2 separate regions of the Homo sapiens genome follow, and region 1 is linked to region 2. Evidence: read pairs that join two places in POLR2A ChIA-PET (ENCODE). Cell type or tissue: OCI-LY7. All regions are shown on one strand. Each heading gives the region's core, and the rest is flanking DNA. Links, peaks and the distances in the headings are about the cores only. Region 1 holds the start of PCDHGA12 (protocadherin gamma subfamily A, 12). Region 2 overlaps LOC105378198 (a long non-coding RNA gene).

The links. ChIA-PET counts read pairs that join two places held together with the same protein. Peaks named below come from ENCODE experiments on the same cell type or tissue, not always from the same donor. Only the 100,000 strongest peaks of a DNase experiment are listed, where the experiment ranks them.
Region 1: POLR2A ChIA-PET joins it to region 2 with 10 read pairs; 2 of 35 experiments call an interaction of 5 or more read pairs at or near these places.

What each region holds. Positions count from the first base shown.
Region 1 is chr5:141,428,783-141,438,838 of GRCh38, forward strand. All of the region lies in intron 1 of PCDHGA1 (protocadherin gamma subfamily A, 1), which reads left to right. All of the region lies in intron 1 of PCDHGA2 (protocadherin gamma subfamily A, 2), which reads left to right. All of the region lies in intron 1 of PCDHGA3 (protocadherin gamma subfamily A, 3), which reads left to right. The region is part of intron 1 of PCDHGB1 (protocadherin gamma subfamily B, 1); the gene reads left to right. It also overlaps PCDHGA4, PCDHGB2, PCDHGA5, PCDHGB3, PCDHGA6 and PCDHGA7, and 10 more genes. RefSeq lists an enhancer at 1,621-1,760. In OCI-LY7, for the core only: CTCF peaks have their summits at 1,726 (motif pointing right) and 1,925; a DNase peak (open chromatin) is centred at 1,749.
Region 2 is chr5:140,740,339-140,752,516 of GRCh38, forward strand. The region is part of intron 3 of LOC105378198 (a long non-coding RNA gene); the gene reads left to right. Among named protein-coding and RNA genes, the nearest start is that of PCDHA1, 40 kb to the right of the region's middle. In OCI-LY7, for the core only: no CTCF peak of the experiment used is centred there; no DNase peak of the experiment used is centred there.

The DNA.
Region 1 (10,056 bases), core at 1-8,000, 690 kb after region 2:
TCCTTTCTGTGTGGGCCAGTAACTTCATTATTAGCTTTCATGTATTTTTGAAACATTTTCACCATTTTTACGGGAGACTTTTTTTTTTTTTGGACGGAGTCTCGCTCTGTGGTCCAGGCTGGAGTGCAGTGGCATGATCTCGGCTCACTGCAAGCTCTGCCTTCCGGGTTCTGGCCATTCTCCCGCCTCAGCCTCCCGGGTAGCTGGGACTACAGGCGCCCGCCACCACGCCCGGCTAATTTTTTGCATTTTTAGTACAGACGGGGTTTCACCGTGTTAGCCAGGATGGTCTCGATTTCCTGACCTCGTGATCTGCCCGCCTCGGCCTCCCAAAGTGCTGGGATTATAGGCGTGAGCCACTGCACCCGGCCCGGAGACATTGTTTATACACACACACACACACACACACACACACACACACACGTGTGAAAAGTGGGTATTATGATACTGCTGTCATTGAGATATTTTAATTGAGGAATAAATTTTTTTCCTGTGATGTTTCTTGGGACATCAATATTTGAGTATATAAGGCTTTTTCTTTAATCCATTAACTATAAATTTTGAAGAAAATGCATGAGAAAATGGAGAAAATGTGTTTTTTTTTTAAAAAAAATTGAGATTAAGGTCTCATTATGTTGCCCAGGCTGGACTCAAACTCTTGGGCTACAGTAATCCTCCCACCTCAATCTCCAGAGTAGCTGAGACTACAGTTGCCTGAAACTGTGCCTGGCAGAGAAAAAAGCTTAAAAAAATAAGAACATGGTAATGATTTGATAATATTCAGTTACATTTACTTTTGATTCTTGTAATTCAAGTAAACTCAATTTTATGTCTGATATTTTCTCACAGCTACCTATATATTTCTTCCCAATTTAAAATATATTATTTTATTTTATGCCTAGCAAATATCTTTACAGTATAAATATTTACGCTCATGAAAGTACGTAGCCAGTTATTTCTTAGGGAGAATTTTTTCCCTATATTTTGATGGGCTTCCAAAAGTATTACCAGTAATTCTCAGTAATTACAATTAGGTCAGTTACCCAGGAAAAGGTAAGTCTGTAACATTCTTTGGACTACCAATTTTCTTTTACTAAGTTTCCTGAACAATAAATATTTTTGAAATATAATGTATTAATAGAATTCTGGAGTACTTCCATTATTTCCAGTCAATGCAAGTTGGAATGCTTCTACTTTATGCTAAAAATATTAATGTTTCTTTTTCACTTGGGTTCTTGTTAAGTGTGATTCTGATAATGTATACAATCACATATCATTTTTAGGTTTCCATAATATCATGAAAATTTGATTTTTAAGCGTTACATGTCAACAACCTGGTAAAGTAATCCTTCCATTCAGGATCATTCAAGGAATCTATTTAAAAATATTTTCCCCAAATTATAGCTGAATCAGAAAGTTTAAATTATTATATTATATGATTTGTCAAAAAGAGAAACTCCTAGGGAGACATCTCCATAATAGGTGTGTTGGGGGAACAGTAATCTCAAAGCAGATGCACTAACATTATAAGATTAAAATCATTGTTTATAGAAACTTCCAATTCATTTAAAAGCTCATTGGGGAAAAAAAAGCTCATTGGGAAAAAAAAAAAAAGCTCACTAAAGTTTCTATTAAAGCGAATACGGTAGATTTCCATCCCCTTTTGAAGAACAGTAGGTGGAGCTATTTAAGATATAAAAACGAAATATCCTTTCTGGGAGTTCAAGATTGTGCAGTAATTGGTTAGGACTCTGAGCGCCGCTGTTCACCAATCGGGGAGAGAAAAGCGGAGATCCTGCTCGCCTTGCACGCGCCTGAAGCACAAAGCAGATAGCTAGGAATGAACCATCCCTGGGAGTATGTGGAAACAACGGAGGAGCTCTGACTTCCCAACTGTCCCATTCTATGGGCGAAGGAACTGCTCCTGACTTCAGTGGTTAAGGGCAGAATTGAAAATAATTCTGGAGGAAGATAAGAATGATTCCTGCGCGACTGCACCGGGACTACAAAGGGCTTGTCCTGCTGGGAATCCTCCTGGGGACTCTGTGGGAGACCGGATGCACCCAGATACGCTATTCAGTTCCGGAAGAGCTGGAGAAAGGCTCTAGGGTGGGCGACATCTCCAGGGACCTGGGGCTGGAGCCCCGGGAGCTCGCGGAGCGCGGAGTCCGCATCATCCCCAGAGGTAGGACGCAGCTTTTCGCCCTGAATCCGCGCAGCGGCAGCTTGGTCACGGCGGGCAGGATAGACCGGGAGGAGCTCTGTATGGGGGCCATCAAGTGTCAATTAAATCTAGACATTCTGATGGAGGATAAAGTGAAAATATATGGAGTAGAAGTAGAAGTAAGGGACATTAACGACAATGCGCCTTACTTTCGTGAAAGTGAATTAGAAATAAAAATTAGTGAAAATGCAGCCACTGAGATGCGGTTCCCTCTACCCCACGCCTGGGATCCGGATATCGGGAAGAACTCTCTGCAGAGCTACGAGCTCAGCCCGAACACTCACTTCTCCCTCATCGTGCAAAATGGAGCCGACGGTAGTAAGTACCCCGAATTGGTGCTGAAACGCGCCCTGGACCGCGAAGAAAAGGCTGCTCACCACCTGGTCCTTACGGCCTCCGACGGGGGCGACCCGGTGCGCACAGGCACCGCGCGCATCCGCGTGATGGTTCTGGATGCGAACGACAACGCACCAGCGTTTGCTCAGCCCGAGTACCGCGCGAGCGTTCCGGAGAATCTGGCCTTGGGCACGCAGCTGCTTGTAGTCAACGCTACCGACCCTGACGAAGGAGTCAATGCGGAAGTGAGGTATTCCTTCCGGTATGTGGACGACAAGGCGGCCCAAGTTTTCAAACTAGATTGTAATTCAGGGACAATATCAACAATAGGGGAGTTGGACCACGAGGAGTCAGGATTCTACCAGATGGAAGTGCAAGCAATGGATAATGCAGGATATTCTGCGCGAGCCAAAGTCCTGATCACTGTTCTGGACGTGAACGACAATGCCCCAGAAGTGGTCCTCACCTCTCTCGCCAGCTCGGTTCCCGAAAACTCTCCCAGAGGGACATTAATTGCCCTTTTAAATGTAAATGACCAAGATTCTGAGGAAAACGGACAGGTGATCTGTTTCATCCAAGGAAATCTGCCCTTTAAATTAGAAAAATCTTACGGAAATTACTATAGTTTAGTCACAGACATAGTCTTGGATAGGGAACAGGTTCCTAGCTACAACATCACAGTGACCGCCACTGACCGGGGAACCCCGCCCCTATCCACGGAAACTCATATCTCGCTGAACGTGGCAGACACCAACGACAACCCGCCGGTCTTCCCTCAGGCCTCCTATTCCGCTTATATCCCAGAGAACAATCCCAGAGGAGTTTCCCTCGTCTCTGTGACCGCCCACGACCCCGACTGTGAAGAGAACGCCCAGATCACTTATTCCCTGGCTGAGAACACCATCCAAGGGGCAAGCCTATCGTCCTACGTGTCCATCAACTCCGACACTGGGGTACTGTATGCGCTGAGCTCCTTCGACTACGAGCAGTTCCGAGACTTGCAAGTGAAAGTGATGGCGCGGGACAACGGGCACCCGCCCCTCAGCAGCAACGTGTCGTTGAGCCTGTTCGTGCTGGACCAGAACGACAATGCGCCCGAGATCCTGTACCCCGCCCTCCCCACGGACGGTTCCACTGGCGTGGAGCTGGCTCCCCGCTCCGCAGAGCCCGGCTACCTGGTGACCAAGGTGGTGGCGGTGGACAGAGACTCCGGCCAGAACGCCTGGCTGTCCTACCGTCTGCTCAAGGCCAGCGAGCCGGGACTCTTCTCGGTGGGTCTGCACACGGGCGAGGTGCGCACGGCGCGAGCCCTGCTGGACAGAGACGCGCTCAAGCAGAGCCTCGTAGTGGCCGTCCAGGACCACGGCCAGCCCCCTCTCTCCGCCACTGTCACGCTCACCGTGGCCGTGGCCGACAGCATCCCCCAAGTCCTGGCGGACCTCGGCAGCCTCGAGTCTCCAGCTAACTCTGAAACCTCAGACCTCACTCTGTACCTGGTGGTAGCGGTGGCCGCGGTCTCCTGCGTCTTCCTGGCCTTCGTCATCTTGCTGCTGGCGCTCAGGCTGCGGCGCTGGCACAAGTCACGCCTGCTGCAGGCTTCAGGAGGCGGCTTGACAGGAGCGCCGGCGTCGCACTTTGTGGGCGTGGACGGGGTGCAGGCTTTCCTGCAGACCTATTCCCACGAGGTTTCCCTCACCACGGACTCGCGGAAGAGTCACCTGATCTTCCCCCAGCCCAACTATGCAGACATGCTCGTCAGCCAGGAGAGCTTTGAAAAAAGCGAGCCCCTTTTGCTGTCAGGTGATTCGGTATTTTCTAAAGACAGTCATGGGTTAATTGAGGTGAGTTTATATCAAATCTTCTTTCTTTTTTTTTTTTAATTGCTCTGTCTCCCAAGCTGGAATGCAGCGGTACGATCATAGCTCACTGCAGCCTCAAACTCCTAGGCTCAAGCAATTATCCCACCTTTGCCTCCGGTGTAACAGGGACTACAGGTGCAAGCCACCTACTGTCTGCCTATCTATCTATCTATCTATCTATCTATCTATCTATCTATCTATCTATTACTTTCTTGTACAGACAGGAGTCTCACTATGTTGAGCAGGCTGATCTGAAACTTGGGCTCAGGCTAGCCTCCTGCTTCTCCCTCCCAAACTGCTGGGATTACAGGCGTGAACCACAGTGCCCCGCCCTTATCAGATATTCTTTTCTGGCTGGGCGCGGTGGCTCACGCCTGTAATCCCAGTACTTTGGGAGGCCGAGGCGGGTGGATCACCTGAGGTTGGGAGTTTGAGACCAGCCTGACCAACATGGAGAAACCCCGTCTATACTAAAAAAATACAAAATTAGCCGGGCGTGGTGGTGCATGTCTGTAATCCCAGCTACTTGGGAGGCTGAGTCAGGAGAATTGCTTTAACCTGGGAGGTGGAGGTTGCAATGAGCTGAGATTGTGCCATTGCACTCCAGCCTGGGCAACAAGAGTGAAACTCTATCTCAAAAAAAAAAAAAAAAAACTTTATCCTCTAGTTTCATCCATTGATGACACTTGCTTTAATCACTTATTACAATCACCTCCAAATGAAGATTTTATAATTCCATTGTTTCTTCTACAGTTGTTAATTGGCTTTCTACCTTGAAGAAGAGTTTTATATTCTCTATATATGTTTGTTTCTATGATTCTGGAAGCATGGTTTTCTATTTTATTCAATGGCCTGTAATCTGTTAATATCAATTATTTATTTTGATGCTGAAATTGTCCCAGGATTGGCCTTTGGGACTCCCTTTAGGCTGATTTCTATGTCCTTTCTGTTACAGCAAGCTTGGGATTATATCCAAGATTTGTAATTCCAATGTACTTACTTCTGTCAGTGTAAACAAAGTACGATTTCTGGACTAGATGACTTGGGCATTGTGGGGGAGGTGGAAATTAGAGGTATTCTCTGTTTTTCCTGTAGGATCTTGCATTTCTTCCTCTTGCTGCTTGTCTCTTTGTGTCGGGAACAGGCCCCCCAAAATCTGGCCATAAACTGGCCCCAAAACTGGCCATAAACAAAATCTCTGCAGCACTGTGACATGTTCATGATGGCCGTAATGCCCATGCTGGAAGGTAGTGGGTTTACCGGAATGAGGGCAAGGAACACCTGGCCCGCCCAGGGCAGAAAACTGCTTAAAGGTGTTCTTAAACCACAAACAATAGCATGAGTGATCTGTGCCTTAAGGACATGCCCCTGCTGCAGATAACTACCTCAATCCATCCCTTTATTTCCGCCCATCTCTTCGTTTCCCATAAGGGATACTTTTAGTTAATCTAATATCTATAGAAATGATGCTAATGACTGGCTTGCTGTTAATAAATATGTGGGTAAATCTCTGTTCAGGGCTCTCAGCTCTGAAGGCTATGAGACCCCTGATTCCCCACTTCACACTTCTAAAAAAAAAAAAATTTTTTTTTCTGAGCTTGGAGAAATATATCCCTTAGTACACTTGGCATTTATAAAGCAGACATCAATAAATTTATATATATGTGACAGATACCAACAACAATCCAGTCCCCTTCCCTCATACCTTATTTATGTACATATATTTTATATAATAGATATAATTTATTAACAATTTATAAAATTACTTTGTTAATACTCTATATCATTTTCTAGCTGAATTTATCAATGATAATGCTCTTTTCCCACTTTTATTTTTTTCCCATTGACCATGCAGCAGTTTTGTGTAGACCGTCTGATAACAACTGATCTGTTTATCTAGGGGGGAGAAATCTAATTCAATGGAAAATATAAATAAAATTGTGATAAACTTTTGTAAATAGAGTGGCTTTTAACTACACTTGAGATGGCTAGCAAATTCATAAAGTGAATTTACTTTCTTTCAAAGTTCAGTAATTCTTTCTGGCCATTAGGGATATGTCCATTTATACTTTCTCAGTATCCCAAGTCATTTCATGGTTTTAAATCATTCATGAACTTCCAAATATAGTGAATTTATTTCTTCTGCATTTAAAATTTTATCACTTAAATATACAATATACCGTATTGCCATGACGAAAAATGGTAAAGACTATTTTTCACTTCTGTTATGCATTTCATTAATACGATATCTGTATGTGTTTCCAAGTTAGACATTTCTTTTGCCCATTTCCTACACTAATGATACTAATGATGACTTTGTGGAATATTCAGAATTAACAAAATGTGTTTTGAGTGCTTTTTTTAGTACTGGGGCAAATTTGCAGTAATATCGCCTGCTTTTTACATTAAATTCCCCATAACTTTTACAACTATGGGAAAATTTCTGAAACGTGCACAGATTCCAAGTGTTTTCTGAGAACTTTATGCTTATTGTAGAGTGGTTACAGACACTGAATGCTAAAGTGTATTACTCTTTGAAAAGCATTGCTTGATTTCTTTTGGTGAATTCTGTAAAGGTGCAGGGAAACATAACGTCCCAATTATTTTTTCTTTCTTCTTTGTTTGCTGCCTATCTACTTTGAAAGATACAATAGTTAAAACCCAGAAAAGAGATTGGAAACCCCTTAGAGAATGAAAGACATCCAAGGGCTCTAAAATGCGGCAGTTGCTGCTTCTGAGACCAAAAAAGGGGGCAAAATATAGAGTGTGTGGTTCTACTTGTGTGATTTTTTGAAAGAAAGTATTTGAATTTATCTAAAAATACTAAATTTGTATTTACATTAGTTTTCAAATAGAATTTAATAAGTACAGTGTTCTATAGGTAATATTGAGAGAAATAGAGGACAATGAAACCTCTCTCCTCCATCATCTTGTATGAACTACCAAAATGTTTATCATATGGACAGTTCTCATATATAGTCAAATAGAAAGAAAGACATAATAGGAAAACAAATGACTTGGGAAACTAAGCTAACATGGTCTAATTATTCTGACCTCTGCTCACCTAACTTGATTTAGGAACAAATCATTGAGAGTTAGAGCATGAATAGTCAAGACTGTTAGACCATATCTCAAATATCAGTGACTTCAATCAACTATGTTTCCAGTTTAAGCTGAATAGGCTTTATTAAATAGTTGTTGAATGAATGGATAAACAAATAATGTACTCTGGGGATTACCTGATACCAGGATTCTGAATTTTCAGATGTATCATAGAAGGATAGCAGCTTTGCAATTAGGTAAATTGTTAACTGTGTCACCTTTAGCAAGTTATTTAATCTCTTTGAGCTTCAGCAAAGTAGGAATAATCATATCTAATTTGAAAGGTCGTGGTGATGGCTAGGGCTAACAAAAATCTGATTCACAACATGCAATTAATTAACAGTAGCCATTTTTAGTGGTTGACCAAAAAAAGGATTTATATTTTCAATGCCAGCACACTCGATGTTCTGTTGGGAAAAATAATAATGATTTTTGTGTGCTTCTCCATATGGTATAATGGAATGATTTGTGGATGGAAATAAAACTGTTCTAAAATTTTTGTGACAGCTGGTTTAAAAATCTTAAGTGCCTAGGCACATTCTTGATTGAGAAGCCACAGTTTTAGGCCATAAAAGATGGGGGAAAGATTTTTATATGAGACAATTTTGTGAGTGTTACTTTTTCTTTGTCTGAACCATAGTGAAATCTAAACAAGGATCTTGTGAAACTTATTTTAAAGAAGCAGTTTACTTCAATGGGATCTTAGATAATTTCACCAGAAAATGGATCACCGAAACCAGAAGGCTGGTGATCATTATTTGGTTTGGGCCATATAAGAATTGAAACTAACGGCTTAGCTTTAGGATTTTTAGGACACTTGTTGATAATTTAGGATTCATAATTAACATATGTGTTGATTGTTTTCTGAGACTAACTGGGCAATGGGTTTGGATGTGTTTACATTTATTCTGATTCCAGTCATAAAATTATGTCAAGGACTTTCCTTGTCTTTTTATGTGTATGACAGATGTGTATGTATCCATTTCATCTAACAAGTTAAAGCGTTCAGCTATAATTTAAAATTTGTAGCTTCACTGTTTTATAGTACCTAAAATTGGAATGTAATCAGTCAGAAGACATTCATCCACTGCTTTCATTCCAGAAGTATTATGCTTTTTGAAGCAGCAATAGCATAGGAATGTTGAGGAGACTATACTATACTTTTATAGCATATTTAATCTCGTAGATCACTTTTCAATGAATTATAAGGCTGATGACAAATGAGCAAATTGTATCAGTTTTCTTTATGACATGTAACAGAGTATAGCTGTGATCATGAATTGGATAGTTCTGGTGTAAAAATCTGCTTTATCCCCATATAAGATGTCAGGTTCAGAAAAGCAAACACATAGTTTCGAAGAGATGTTGATCAAACTGATGAGGCTAAATCTCAAGAAAGAGACACAGTTACCCTCTAATGTTACACTTTGAGTTCACCTTTTTTTTTTTTTTTGAGACAGAGTCTCAATCTGTCGCCAAGCTGGAGTGCAGTGGCACTATCTTGGCTCACTGCAACCTCTGCCTCCTGGGTTCATGCTATTCTCCTGCCTTAGCCTCCCGAGTAGCTGGGACTACAGGCACACGCCACCACACCCAGCTAATTTTTGTATTTTTAGTAGAGATGGGGTTTCACCATATTGGCCAGAATGGTCTTGATCTCTTGATCTTGGGATGCACCCACCCCACCTCAGCCTCCCAAATAGCTGAGATTACAGGTGTGAGCCACCATGCCCGACCACTTTGAGTTCACTTTTAAGAAACCATACTTAATGGAAAATTACCAGTAACAGGGCATACTGTTTAGGATGCATTCCTAAAATATTAATGGCAAAAGATAGCCAGCCTATGGCAAAGCTAATTGGAAAAAATATTTTATAAAGGATGAGACTTCTGGATACCATATGGGAAGGGCTCTGGTTCAGGAAAATGTTTTTAAAAAACTGTCATTGAAGAGACCATAGAATCAAACAAAATAATTTAATCTGTATGTAAAAGAAGTTGGTACCACCATAATTTTTCTTATACATGTCATATAAGGATCTACTCTGTGTATTGTCATTGAGGGCAGATATAATTTCTTAGTTCATCATTAACTCTCTGAAGTATTTCACACAGTAGTTTGTACACCTTCTAAGTACTCAATACAATGCTTGAGTTCAATTATTGGAAAGTGGTCTCTTGGAGAAAAAAGAATCATAGTGCAAAACCAATTATTTTACATGGACTTTTCCTCTATATCTAAGCCCTAATAAGAGGCAGCTGTCTGATATACATACATACATACATACATATATATATATATATATATATATATATATATATATATATATATACACACACACACACACATATATGTATATATATATTTGGAGTAGGGGATGGAGTCTTGCTCTGTCACCCAGGCTGGAGTGCAAGTGGTGTGATCTCAGCTCACTGCAACCTCTGCCTCCTGGGTTCAAGCGATTCTCCTGCCTCAGCCTCTCCAGTAGCTGGGATTACAGGCGCCTGTCACCATGCCCAGCTAATTTTTTAAAA
Region 2 (12,178 bases), core at 1,934-9,933:
TAATTAGGATAGTTTGTATATGATTGAAATGACTTAATTTTTCTTTTCTTTCTTTTTCTTTTATTGAGACAGGCTCTTGCTCTCTCACCCAGGCTGGAATGCAGTGGTGCGATCATGGCTCACTGCAGCTTCCACCTCCTGGGCTCAAGCGATCCTCCTGCCTCAACCTCTCAAGAATCTGGGACCACAGGCACATACCACACGCCCAGCTAATTTTTTATTTTTAGTCGCGATGAGGTCTCACTGTGTTGCATGGGATGATCTCGAACTCCTGGGCTCAAGCCATCCTCCTACCTCGGCCTCCCAAAGTGTTGGGATTATAGGTGTGAGCCACTGTGCCTGGCCCTAACAATTCTTTGTTAGATGAATATTCATGTTAACATTTTTATGCCTTTGCAAAATATAATTCCCAGCAGAACATGGTCATATACCATGATTGTCTCCTTTTCTTCTTTCTACTTTTCCTGAAGTTAATGCTTGACTTTTCTTCATGTGCTTAGTTTTCCTTGGACCTCTTGTTAATTTTTTGCACATTCTTCAATAACTCTTAGTACAGTTTTCTATGTGGTATATCATTTCAGGTAATCAGAGAAAGTATTAATACAAAAGAGCTATAAGATACCAGAATGTTTAGGCCCAGATCCAGAGAGGAGTAATTGTTGTGGGTTATTACCTAGTAACCAGGTAACAATGAAGCTCTGGTAGCTTTAAAGACCCAAGGCTGGCATTTGGCAGTTTGGGAGGATTTCATGGGTCTGACTCATGTACTGGCTGTGAAAGTTGATTTGAGCTAAAATGACCCCGGTTTGGTCATCTGGGAAGCACTGAGGCTGGTCCAAGACTTGTGGCAGGTAGCCACTGAGTGGGAGGAGGGAGAGTGAGCCTAGACACAGCTGGGGGAACAGTTTTTAGGGAAAGGAAGACATGGGTTTCTCTCAGTGGTGTGCATCCTCAAATGGGGGCTTCCCAAGTTTGTGTGTCCTGGTCTGGAAGTTGTGGTGGGTAGAAGGAAACTTAAAACTCAGCATCGTTCTTGAACCATTCAGGCCTAGGCTGACCCTACTGCCCAGGGTATACCAACTCATGACACTTATCTGTCAAGGAACTCCAAATTCAATCTACTTTCTGCATTATCTCAGTGATATATTTGCATGCTTCTTCCTGTCTGTGTTTTGGGGGCAGGTTTGATGTCCATGGACCCTCTTTAGTCCTCTATGTATGTCCCCACCAAGCTTATCATTTTCTTGGAGATGGGAGAGAGCCCTTTTTCAAGGAGGGGTCTAAAACGGCATGGATTCCTGAGAAGACTAGGCTGGGTCAGGAGCTGAAGAGGTTTAAGGTTGGGACAGAAACTCTGGAGGTTAGCCTTGGTAAGAGTCTTTTGAGACCTACTCCATGAGTAAATCTGCTCTTCACCAAATTTCCAGATCCCCACAGTTCCTCTGAGCAGCTTCTCACTACTGTCATCTCTCCCAGATATGAACCAAATCCCTGGTTGCCAAGACAAGTTGACAAGGTTTGAAAAAGAAACTATTTTGAAACAGAACTTCAAGGAAAAATAAGAACCCATTCTCAGGCAAATCCTAGCAGCTTTGATTAGTAAAGAAACAGCAGTCCTTGTTTGATTCAGACAGTTTATTACTTACATAGACACAAAAGGAAATAAGCAGAATTTCCAGCTCTCCCACAGGACAGCACCAATACAAAAGGGGATGGCAACCTGAGTAATGAGACACCCTGTTGCTGAGGAGCTGAGTCCATTTGCAACTAAGAAGTTTATGGCTTGCAGTTCTGCCCTAAGAAAGATGAGGCAGAATGCCTCATACCTTATCAGAACCTGGGAAGTGATAAGAACTGCCTCATGACAGCCTCCCAAGAAGATAAAAAGATGAGTTGAAAGTGGCCTTGTGGTAGTTCCTCATAAGCCTGTTCCCCAAGGATCACAGAATGTCCGCCAAGACTTTGATTAATTATGGTTAAGCCTTGCCTGTATGGCCTATGTGAGTACATATAAGGTTGGCAGGTCAACGTGGCAGAGCCATGCCCCTACACCCATATACAGAAGAGAGCAAATGAACAGATAGTTGACCAGCCTGAAAAAGCAAAACAAGGGAAAAGAGAATAATAATTGTCATAATAAGTAAAAGGATAATATGCAAGGGATTTCCCCTCTTTTTCTGAGATAGCATCTTACTCTGTTGCCCAGATCTGAGTGCAATGACACAATCACAGCTCACTGCAGCCTCAACTTCCCAGGCCCAAACCATCCTCCCACCTCAGCCTCCCGAGTAGCTGGGACTACAGGCACATGCCACCATACCTGGCTAATTTTTAAGAAGTTTTTGTACAGAGGGCATCTCACTCTGTTGCCCAGGTTAGTCTCAAACTCCTGAGCTCAAGCAATCCTCTCGCCTTGGCCTTCCAAAATGTTGGGATTGCAGGCATGAGCTGCCCCATCTGGTTAAGAGTTTTTCTTTTGCCCAGGAATTTGAGCTATGCTGAAAACAGAAAGAAGTAATTCTAAGAGTAGCTTCCACCTGATTGCCAAGAGTTAGTGGCCAAGCCAGCTTTCTGATAACCAATCACGATATCACCCCCTTACCTTTCCCCAATCCCCAGTTTGTATAAAGACGGTACTAGGGAAAGGGATAGTTGTCAGAATCCTTGATAGTGGGTTGGGGGAAGGTTGTCACAGTGTGAGACCTTTCCTTTCATCTAGGGAGCCATGTGATGAGAAAGAATTCAGTAGGCCTCTGTGGAGAATGTGAGTGCCTGCAAGAAATGAAGAATGACATTTGGTACTTGGTTGGACAATTGGACTCATACATATATACATATATAATATATATATATATAATATTTTTTAAAGTCAGGAACCAATTATAGATCATGCATTGCTTTTAGTTGTCATGACATCTCTCCAGTCTCTTTAATCTAGACCAATCTCACCTGATATTCTTTTCCTTTTTGTGACAGCCAGTTTTAAAATAATTTTAAAAAGCTGTGGTAAAATCCATAATATAAAATTTACCATCTTAACCATTTTTAAGTGTACAGTTCAGTAATGTTAGGCACATTCACATTGTTGGGCAGTCAATCTTCAGGGCTGTCTTCTTGCAAAACTGAAACTCTATGCCCATTAAACAACAACTTCCCATTTTCCATCCTCCAGCTCCTGACAACCACCATTCTGTTTTCTGTCTCTGTGAATCTGACTACTCTAGGGACCTCATATCAGTGGAATCATATAGTATTTGTCATTTTGTAGTGTGATGGGATGATCTCCGCTCACTGCGACCTCCGCCTCCCGGGTTCAAGCGATTCTCCTGCCTCAGCCTCCCTAGTAGCTGGTATTACAGGCGCACACCACCATGCCCAGCTAATTTTTGTATTTTTAGTAGAGATGGCATTTTACCATGTTAGTCAGGCTGGTCTCGAGCTCCTGACCTCATGATCCACTGGCCTCAGCCTCCCAAAGTGCTGGGATTACAAGCGTGAGCCACCGTGCCCTGCCGGTAATTCTATTTTTAATTTTCTGAGAAACTGCCTTACTGTTTTCTAAAAAGGCTGCACCATTTTACATTCCCATTAATAGTGCACAAAGGTTCCAATTTCTGCACACCCCTTCCAACACTTATTTTCCCTCTCTTTCTGGTGTGAGATGATATTTATATGGTTTTAATTTGCATTTTTCTAATGATAATTGATGTTGGGTATTTTTTTTAGGTGAAAGCAAGTTTACTAAGAAAGTAAAGGAATAAAGAATGGCTATCCCCCAGGCTGAGCAGCCCCGAAGGCTGCTGGTTGCCTATTTTTATGGCTATTTCTTGATTGTATGCTAAACAAGGGGTGGATTATTCATGAGTTTTCTGGAAAAGGGGTGGGCAATTCCCAGAACTGAGGGTTTCTCCTAGTTTTAGACCATATAGAGTAACTTCCTGATGTTACCATGGCGTTTGTAAACTGTCATGGCACTAGTGGGAGTGTCTTTTAGCATGCTAATGCATTATAATTAGTATATAATGAGCAGTGAGGATGACCAAAGGTCACGTTCTTCGCCATCTTGGTTTTGGTGGGATTTGGCTGGCTTCTTTACCACACGCTGCTTTATTAACATGGTCTTTGTGACCTGTATCTTGTGCCGACCTCCTATCTCATCCTGTGACTTAGAATGTGACTGGGAATGCAACCCAGTAGGTCTCAGCCCTATTTTACCCAGCCTCCATTCAAGATGGAGTTGCTCTGATTCAAAGGCCTCTGACAGACTTCCTCCCTCCCATTTATTTATTTACTTATTTATTTAATTTGGAGACAGAGTTTTGCTCTTTTTGCCCAGGCTGGAGTGCAATGGCATGATCTCAGCTCACTGAAACCTCTGCCTCTCAGGTTCAAGTGATTCTCCTGCCTCAGCCTCCCAAGTAGCTGAAATTACAGGTGTGTGCCACCATGTCCAGCTAATTTTGTATTTTTAGTAGAGACGGGGTTTCACCACGTTGGTCAGGCTGGTCTCGAACTCCTGACCGCAAGTGATCCACTGGCCTCAGTCTCCCAAAGTGTTGGGATTATAGGTGTGAGCCACTGCACCTGGCCCCTCCCTCCCTTTTATAAGAAAACTCTTAATCCTAAGGGTTGTAGCAGGATGAAGATCCATGTTTTGTAACTTTTTCAGGCTGAATAGGGGCAATGATATTCCTGCCTAATTATTAGGGTCTCTTGTATTCAGGGTAGAGAGTAGCTCAATCAGAAAGCATCAGTATGTCAAGCACCATTCATAACCCTGAGTACTGATAAAAGGTGACATCTGGAAGATTAATAAGTGTTTAATTTGGGAAAACATTGAGTAAGCTTGTTCTGCATTCCTATGCAAAGAGCACAACACCAATATATTCCACAAAAGTAAAGCAAAATAAGTAAAGTTATCTCAAGTAAACTAAATAAGAAGGCTTTCCATAAGCTAGGCAACTGTTGGAACTGAGCTAATATGGAGTCACTAGCTGATTTCAATACATGCCCAGAATTAGAATATTGATCCACATTTTTATATCACCTATCCTTCTTGTTTCTTCTATCAGCCAGACACCACTGGTTGGTTTACAGGAATAAGCAGTCTAAATTGCAGACAAAAAACTCAAAAACAACTGATGAGACTAAAATCTGACAAAAGGTGTACCATAGTTCCTGAAACATATTTTTTCTCTCTCCAGTCTCCCATTTTTACTAAAGACAAATCATGGTAAGACCAATTTGCTTTAATATACTTGGCCTAATTATTTGTTTAAAGTGCAGCAAGAATAATTATTTGCCACATAGGCTTCTTTTAATTGGTTTTGATGGAACTCTGTTCCATAAAGAATCTCAGATAAGACTTTTTTTTTTTTTTTGAGATGGAATCTCGCCCTGTCACCCACGCTGGAGTGGAATGGTGCGACCTTGGCTCATTGCAACCTCCACCTCCCGGGATCAAGCAACTCTCCTGCCTCAGCCTCCTGAGTAGCTGGGATTACAGGTGCACGTCACCATGCCTGGCTAATTTTTTGTATCTTTAGTAGAGACAAGGTTTCACCATGTTGGCCAGGCTGGTCTTGAACTCCTGACCTCGTGATCTGCCTGCCTCGGCCTCCCAAAGTGCTGGGATTATAGGCATGAGCCACCGTGCCTGGCCTAAGTATTTTTTTTTTTTTAGATGGAGTCTCGCTCTGTCGCCCAGGCTGGAGTGCAGTGGCACCATCTTGGCTCACTGCAACCTCCGCCTCCTGGGTTCAAGCAATTCTCCTGCCTCAGCCTCCTGAGTAGCTGGGATTACAGGCGCCCACCACCATGCCTGGCTAATTTTTGTATTTTTAGTAGAGACAGGGTATCACCATGTTGGTCAGGCTTGTCTCGAGCTCCTGACGTTGTGATCCACCTGCCTTGGCCTCCCAAAGTGCTGGGATTACTGGTGTGAGCCACCGCGCCCGGCTAAGACTTTTTGTTGTTGTTGTTGTTGAGAGGGAGTTTCTCTCTGTCACCCTGGCTGGAGTGCAGTGGTGTGATCTCGGCTCACTGCAACCTCTGCCTCCCGGGTTCAAGCAATTCTTCTGCCTCAGCCTCCCAAGTAGCTGGGACTACAGATGCGCACCACCATGCCCGGCTAATTTTTGTATTTTTAGTAGAGACGGGGTTCACCATCTTGGTCAGGCTGGTGTGGTCTTGAACTCCTGAGCTCGTGATTGCTTTCCTCGGCCTCCCAAAGTGCTGGGTTTACAGGAGTGAGCCACCGCGCCCGGCCTCTCATTTTTTTTTAACAATTATATTGTACACCATTGACACTGTTCAGTAGATTCATCATATTTCATTCAGTCTCAGCTGATTACCATTGGGTTGTTTTCCAGTTATTTTATTATAAATGATGTCACAATAAATAACTTGGTGTATATAATGTTTAATATTTGTGAAGGTGTATATTTAAATTTTTAAAGATGGAATTGCTAGTTCAAAAGACAAATGCATTCATCATTCTTTGAAGATATTGCCAAATTACCTCCATTGTGGTTCTACCATGTTTTTCACTCCTACAAACAATACATGAGAATGCCTACTTTTCCACAACCTTATTAATAGAGCCTATTGTCAATTTTTCTAAATGTTTGTTCATCGGATTGATGAAAAATGATGTCTCAATGTGGTTTTAATTTGTATTCTTGTTATGGATGAAATTAAGCAAGTTATAATATGTTTAAAGCTCTTCTTTTTTGTTTTTGTTTTATACATTTACAGTACTGTACTGTATTTATCAATACTATAAATTTACAACATCTTTTTTTAGCTTATATTTTAAGTCCAGGGATACAATGCAGGTTTGTTATGTAGGCAAACTTTTGTCACAGGGGTTTATTGTACAGATTATTTCGTCACCCAGATATTAAGCCTAGAACTCATTAGTTAATTTTCCTGATCCTCTCCCTCCTCCTGTAAATCCCGGTGTCTTTTGTTCACCTCTATGTGCCCATATGTTCTCATCATTTAGCTCCCACTTAGAAGTAGGAACATGCAGTATTTGATTCTCCATTCCTGCATAAGTTTGCTAAGGATAATGGGCTCCAGCTCCATCCATGTTCCTGCAAAAATATGATTTCATTGTTTTTTATGGCTGCATAGTATTCCATGGTGTGTATATGTACTACATTTTCTTTATCCAGTCTACCATTGATGAGCATTTAGGTTGATTCCATGTCTTTGCTATTGTGAGTAGTTCTGCAGTAAATATGCATGTGTCTTTATGATAGAACAATTTATATTCCTTTGGGTATATACCCAGTAAAGGGATTGCTGGGTCAAATGGTAGTTCTGTTTTTAGCTCTTTGAGGAATTACTACACTGTTTTCCACAATGATTGAACTAATTTACACTTCTACCAACAGTGTGTAAGTGTTCTGTCTTCTCTGCAATCTCACCAGCATTTGTTATTTTTTCACTTTTTTTTTTTTTTAAGACAGGGTCTCATTCTGTTTCCAGGCTGGAGTGCAGTGGCATGATCACAGCTCACTGCAGCCTTGACCTCCCAGACTCAAGTGATCCTCCTGCCTCAGCCTTCTGAGTAGCTGGGACTGTAGGCGGGTGCCACCACACTGGCTAATTTTTGTATTTTTTTTATACAGATGGGGTCTTGCCATGTTGTCCAGGCTGGTCTCAAACTCCTGGGCTCAAGTGATCCTCCCTCCTTGGGGCCTCCCAAAGTGCTGGGATTACAGGCATGAGCCACTGCGTCTGGCCTATTGTTTGACTTTTTAGTAATAACCATTCTGACTTGTGTGAGATGGTATCTCATTGTGGCTTTAATTTGCATTTCTCTAATGATCAGTGATGTTGAGCTTTTTTTCATATGCTTGCTGGCCATATGTATATCTTCCTTTAAAAGGTGTCCATTCATGTCCTTTGTCCACTTTTTAATGGTGTTTTTTTCTCTTGTAAATTTAAGTTCCTTATAGATGATGGATATTAGACCTTTATCAGATGTATAGTTTGCAAAAATTTTCTGCCATCCTGTATGTTGTCTGTTTACTCTGTTAATAGTTTCTTTTGCTGTGCAGAGGTTCTTTAATTAGATCCCATTGGCCAAGTTTTGCTTTTTTTGTGAATGTTTTTGGCATCTTTGTCATGAAATCTTTGCCAGTTCCTCCATCCAGAATAGTTTTGCCTAGGTTATCTTCTAGTTTATAGTTTTGGGTTTTACATTTAAGTCTTTAATCCATCTTGAGTTGATTTTTGTATATGGTGTAAGGAAGGGGTCCAGTTTCAATCTTTTGCATATGGCTAGCCAGTTATCCCAGCATCATTTGTTGAATTGCTTGTTTTTCTCAGCTTTTCCCATTGCTTGCTTTTGTCAGCTTTGTCGAAGATCAGATGGTTGTAGGTGTGTGGCCTTATTTCTGTGCTCTCTGTTATGTTCCATCGGTCTATGTGTCTGTTTTTGTACCAGTTCCATGCTGTTTTGGTTACTATAGCCCTGTAGTATAGTCTGAAGTCAAGAAGTGTGATGCTTCCTGCTTTGTTCTTTTTGCTTGGGATTGCCTTGGCTATTCAGCCTCTTTTTTGGTTCCATATGAATTTTAAAATAGTTTTTTTTCTAGTTCTGTGAACAATGTCATTGGTAGTTGATAGAAATAGCATTCAGTCTATAAAATGCTTTGGGCAGTGTGGCCATTTTAATGATATTGATTCTTCCTATCCATGAGCATGACCATGGTATGTTTTTCCATTTGTTTGTGTCATCTCTGATTTCTTTGAGCAGTGTTTTATAGTTCTCCTTGTAGAGATCTTTCACCTCACTGGTTAGCTGCATTTCTGGGTATTTTATTCTTTTTGTGGCAATTGTGAATGGGACTGCATTCCTGATTTGGCTCTTTGCTTGGCTGTTGTTGGTGTATAGGAATGCTAGTGATTCTTGTACATTGATTTTGTATCCTGAAACTTTGCTGAAGTTATCAGCTGAAGGAGCTTTTGTGCCTAGACTATGGGGTTTTCTAGATACTGGATCATGTCATCTGCAACAGGGATAGTTTTGACTTCTTCTCTTCCTATTTGGATGCCTTTTATTTCTTTCTCTTGCCTGATTGCCCTGGCCAGGACTTCCAATACTATTTTGAAAAGAAGTGGGGAGAGAGGACATCCTTGTCTTGTGCCAGTTCTCAAGAGGAATGCTTCCAGATTTTGCCCATTCAGTATGATGTTGGCTGTGGGTTTGTCATAGATGGCTCTTATTATTTGAGATATGTTTCTTCACTACCTAGTTTACTGAGAGCTTTTAGCATACAGTTGAGTTGAAATTTATCACCTTTTTTGCATCTATTGAAATAATCATGTGGTTTTTGTCTTTAGTTCTGTTTATGTGATGAATCACATTTATTGATTTTCATGTGTTGAACCAACCTTGCATCCTAGGAATAAAGCCTATTTGGTCATGGTGGATAAACTTTCTGATATGCTACTGGATTCAGTTTGCCAGTATTTTGTTGAGGAGTTTTGCACTGATGCTCATCACAGATATTGTGCTGAAGTTTTCTTTTTGTGTGTGTGTGTCTCTGCCAGGTTTTGGTATCAGAATGATGCTGGCCTCTTAGAATGAGTTAGGGAGAAATCCCTCCTCCTCAATTTTTTGGAATAGTTTCAGTAGGAATAGTACCAGCTCTTGTTTGTACTTCTGGTAGAGTTCAGCTGTGAATCCATCTGGTCTTGGGATTGTTTTTGGATAGGGTACTTATTACTGATTCAATTTCAGAGCTCATAATTAGTCTGTTCAGGGATTCAGTTTCTTCCTGGTTCATTCTTGGGAGGGTGTATATATCCAGGAATATATCCATTTCTTCTAGATTTTCTAGTTTGTGTGCATAGAGGCATTCATAATATTCTCTGATGGTTATTTGTATTTCTGGGGGGTCAGTGGTAATACCCGCTTTGTCCTTTCTAATTGTGTTTATTTGGATCTTCTCTCTTTTCTTCTTTATTAGTCAAGCTAGTGGCCTGTCTTATTAATTTTTTCAAAAAAGCCAACTTCTGGATTCATTGTTCTTTTCTTGTTGTTTATTCAATGATCTTTTGAATGGTTTTTTGTGTCTCAATATCCTTCAGTTCAACTCTGATTTTGGTTACTTCTTGTTTTCTGCTAGTTTTGGGGTTGGTTTGCTCCTAGTACTGTAGTTCTTTTTTTTTTTTTTTTTTTTGAGTTGGAGTCTCACTCTGTCACCCAGGCTGGAGTGCAATGGCAGTCTTGGCTCACTGCAACCTCCACCTCCCGAGTTCGTGTGATTCTCATGCCTCAGCTTCCTGAGTAGCTGGGATTACAGGCTCACACCACCATGCCCGGCTAATTTTTGTATTTTTAGTAGGGATAGGGTTTTGTCATGTTAGCCAGGCTGGTCTCAAATACCTGACCTCAAGTAATCCACCCGCCTCAGCCTCCCAAAGTGCTGGAGTTGCAGGCATGGACCACTGTGCCCAGCCAAGACCTGTCTAACTTTTTGATGTGGGCATTTAGTGCTATAAATTTTCCTCTTAACACTGCCTAGCTGTGTCCCAGAGATTCTGGTATGCTGTAACTTTGTTCTCTTTGGTTTCAAAGAACATCTTGATTTCTGCCTTAATTTCATTATTTAACCAAAAGTCATTTATGAGCAGTTTGTTTAATTTTCATGAAATTGTATGGTTTTGAGCTAGTTTCTTAGTCTTCATTTCTAATTTTATTGCATTGTGGTTGGTATAAGAGTAGTTGGTATAATGTCAGTTCTTTTGCATTTGCTGAGGATTGGTTTACATCTAATTGTATGGTTGATTTTAGAGTACGTGCCATGTGACAATGAGAAGAATGTATATTCTGTTGTTTTTGGATGGAGAGTTCCTTAGATGTCTATCAGGTCCATTTGATCCAGTGCTGAGTTCAGGTCCTGAATAGCTTTGTTAATTTTCTGACTTGATGCTTAGTCTAGTACTGTCAGCGGGGTGTTGAAGTCTCTCACTATTATTGTGTGGGAGTCTGAGTCTCTTTGAAGGTCCCTAAGAACTTGCTTTATGAATCTGGATGCTCCTGTGTTGTGTGCATACATATTTGGGTAGATCTTCTTATTGAATCTTTTACCAAAATATAACGCCTTTCTTTGTCTTTTTTGATCTTTGTTGGTTTAAAGTCTGTTTTGTATGAGATTAGGACTGTAACCCCTGCTTTTATCTGATTCCATTTGCTTGGTAGATTTTCCTCCATCTCTTTATTTTGAGCCTACGGATGTTATTGTGTGTGAGATGGTCAGATGAAGACAGCATACCTTTAGGTATTGCTTTTTTATCCAGCTTGCCACTCTGTTCCTTCAATTGGGGCATTTAGCCCATTTATATTCAAGGTTAGTATTGATATGTGTGGATTTGATCCTGTCATCATGTTAGCTGGTTATTATAGATACTTGTTTGTGTGGTTGCTTTACAATGTTACTGGCCTGTGTACATGAGTGTGTTTTTGTAGTGGTTGGTAATGGTCTTTCTTTTCCATATTTAGTGCTTCCTTCAGGAGCTCTTGTAAGGCAGGTCTGGTGGTAACGAATTCCCTTAGCATTTGCTTGTATGTAAAGGATCTTACTTATGTTTCGCTTATGAAGCTTAGTTTAGGTGGATATGATATTCTTGGTTGGAATTTCTTTTCTTTAAGGATGTTGAATATTGGCTCCCAATCTCTTCTGGCTTGTAGGGTTTCTGCTAAGAGGTCCACTGTTAGTCTTATGGGCTTCCCTTTGTAGGTGACCTGACCTTTTTCTCTAACTGCTTTTAACATCTTTTCTTTCACTTCAACCTTGGGGAATATGATGATTATGTGTTTTGGGGATTATCTTCTTATGAACTATCTTTATTGGGGTTCTCTCATTTCCTGAATTTGAATGTTGGCCTCTCTAGTTAGGTTGGGGAAGTTCTCATGGATGATATCCTGAAATATGTTTTCCAAGTTGGTTCCATTCTTCCCATCTCTTTCAGGGACACCAATACATCATAGCTTTGGTTTCTTTACATAACCCCATATTTCTTAGAGGTCTTCGTCTTCCTTTTCATTCTTTTTTTATTGATTACTGTCTGACTGTCTTATTTCAGAAAGCTAGTCTTTAAGCTCTGACATTCTTTCCTCAGCTTGGCCTGTTCTGCTATTAATACTTGCAATTGCACT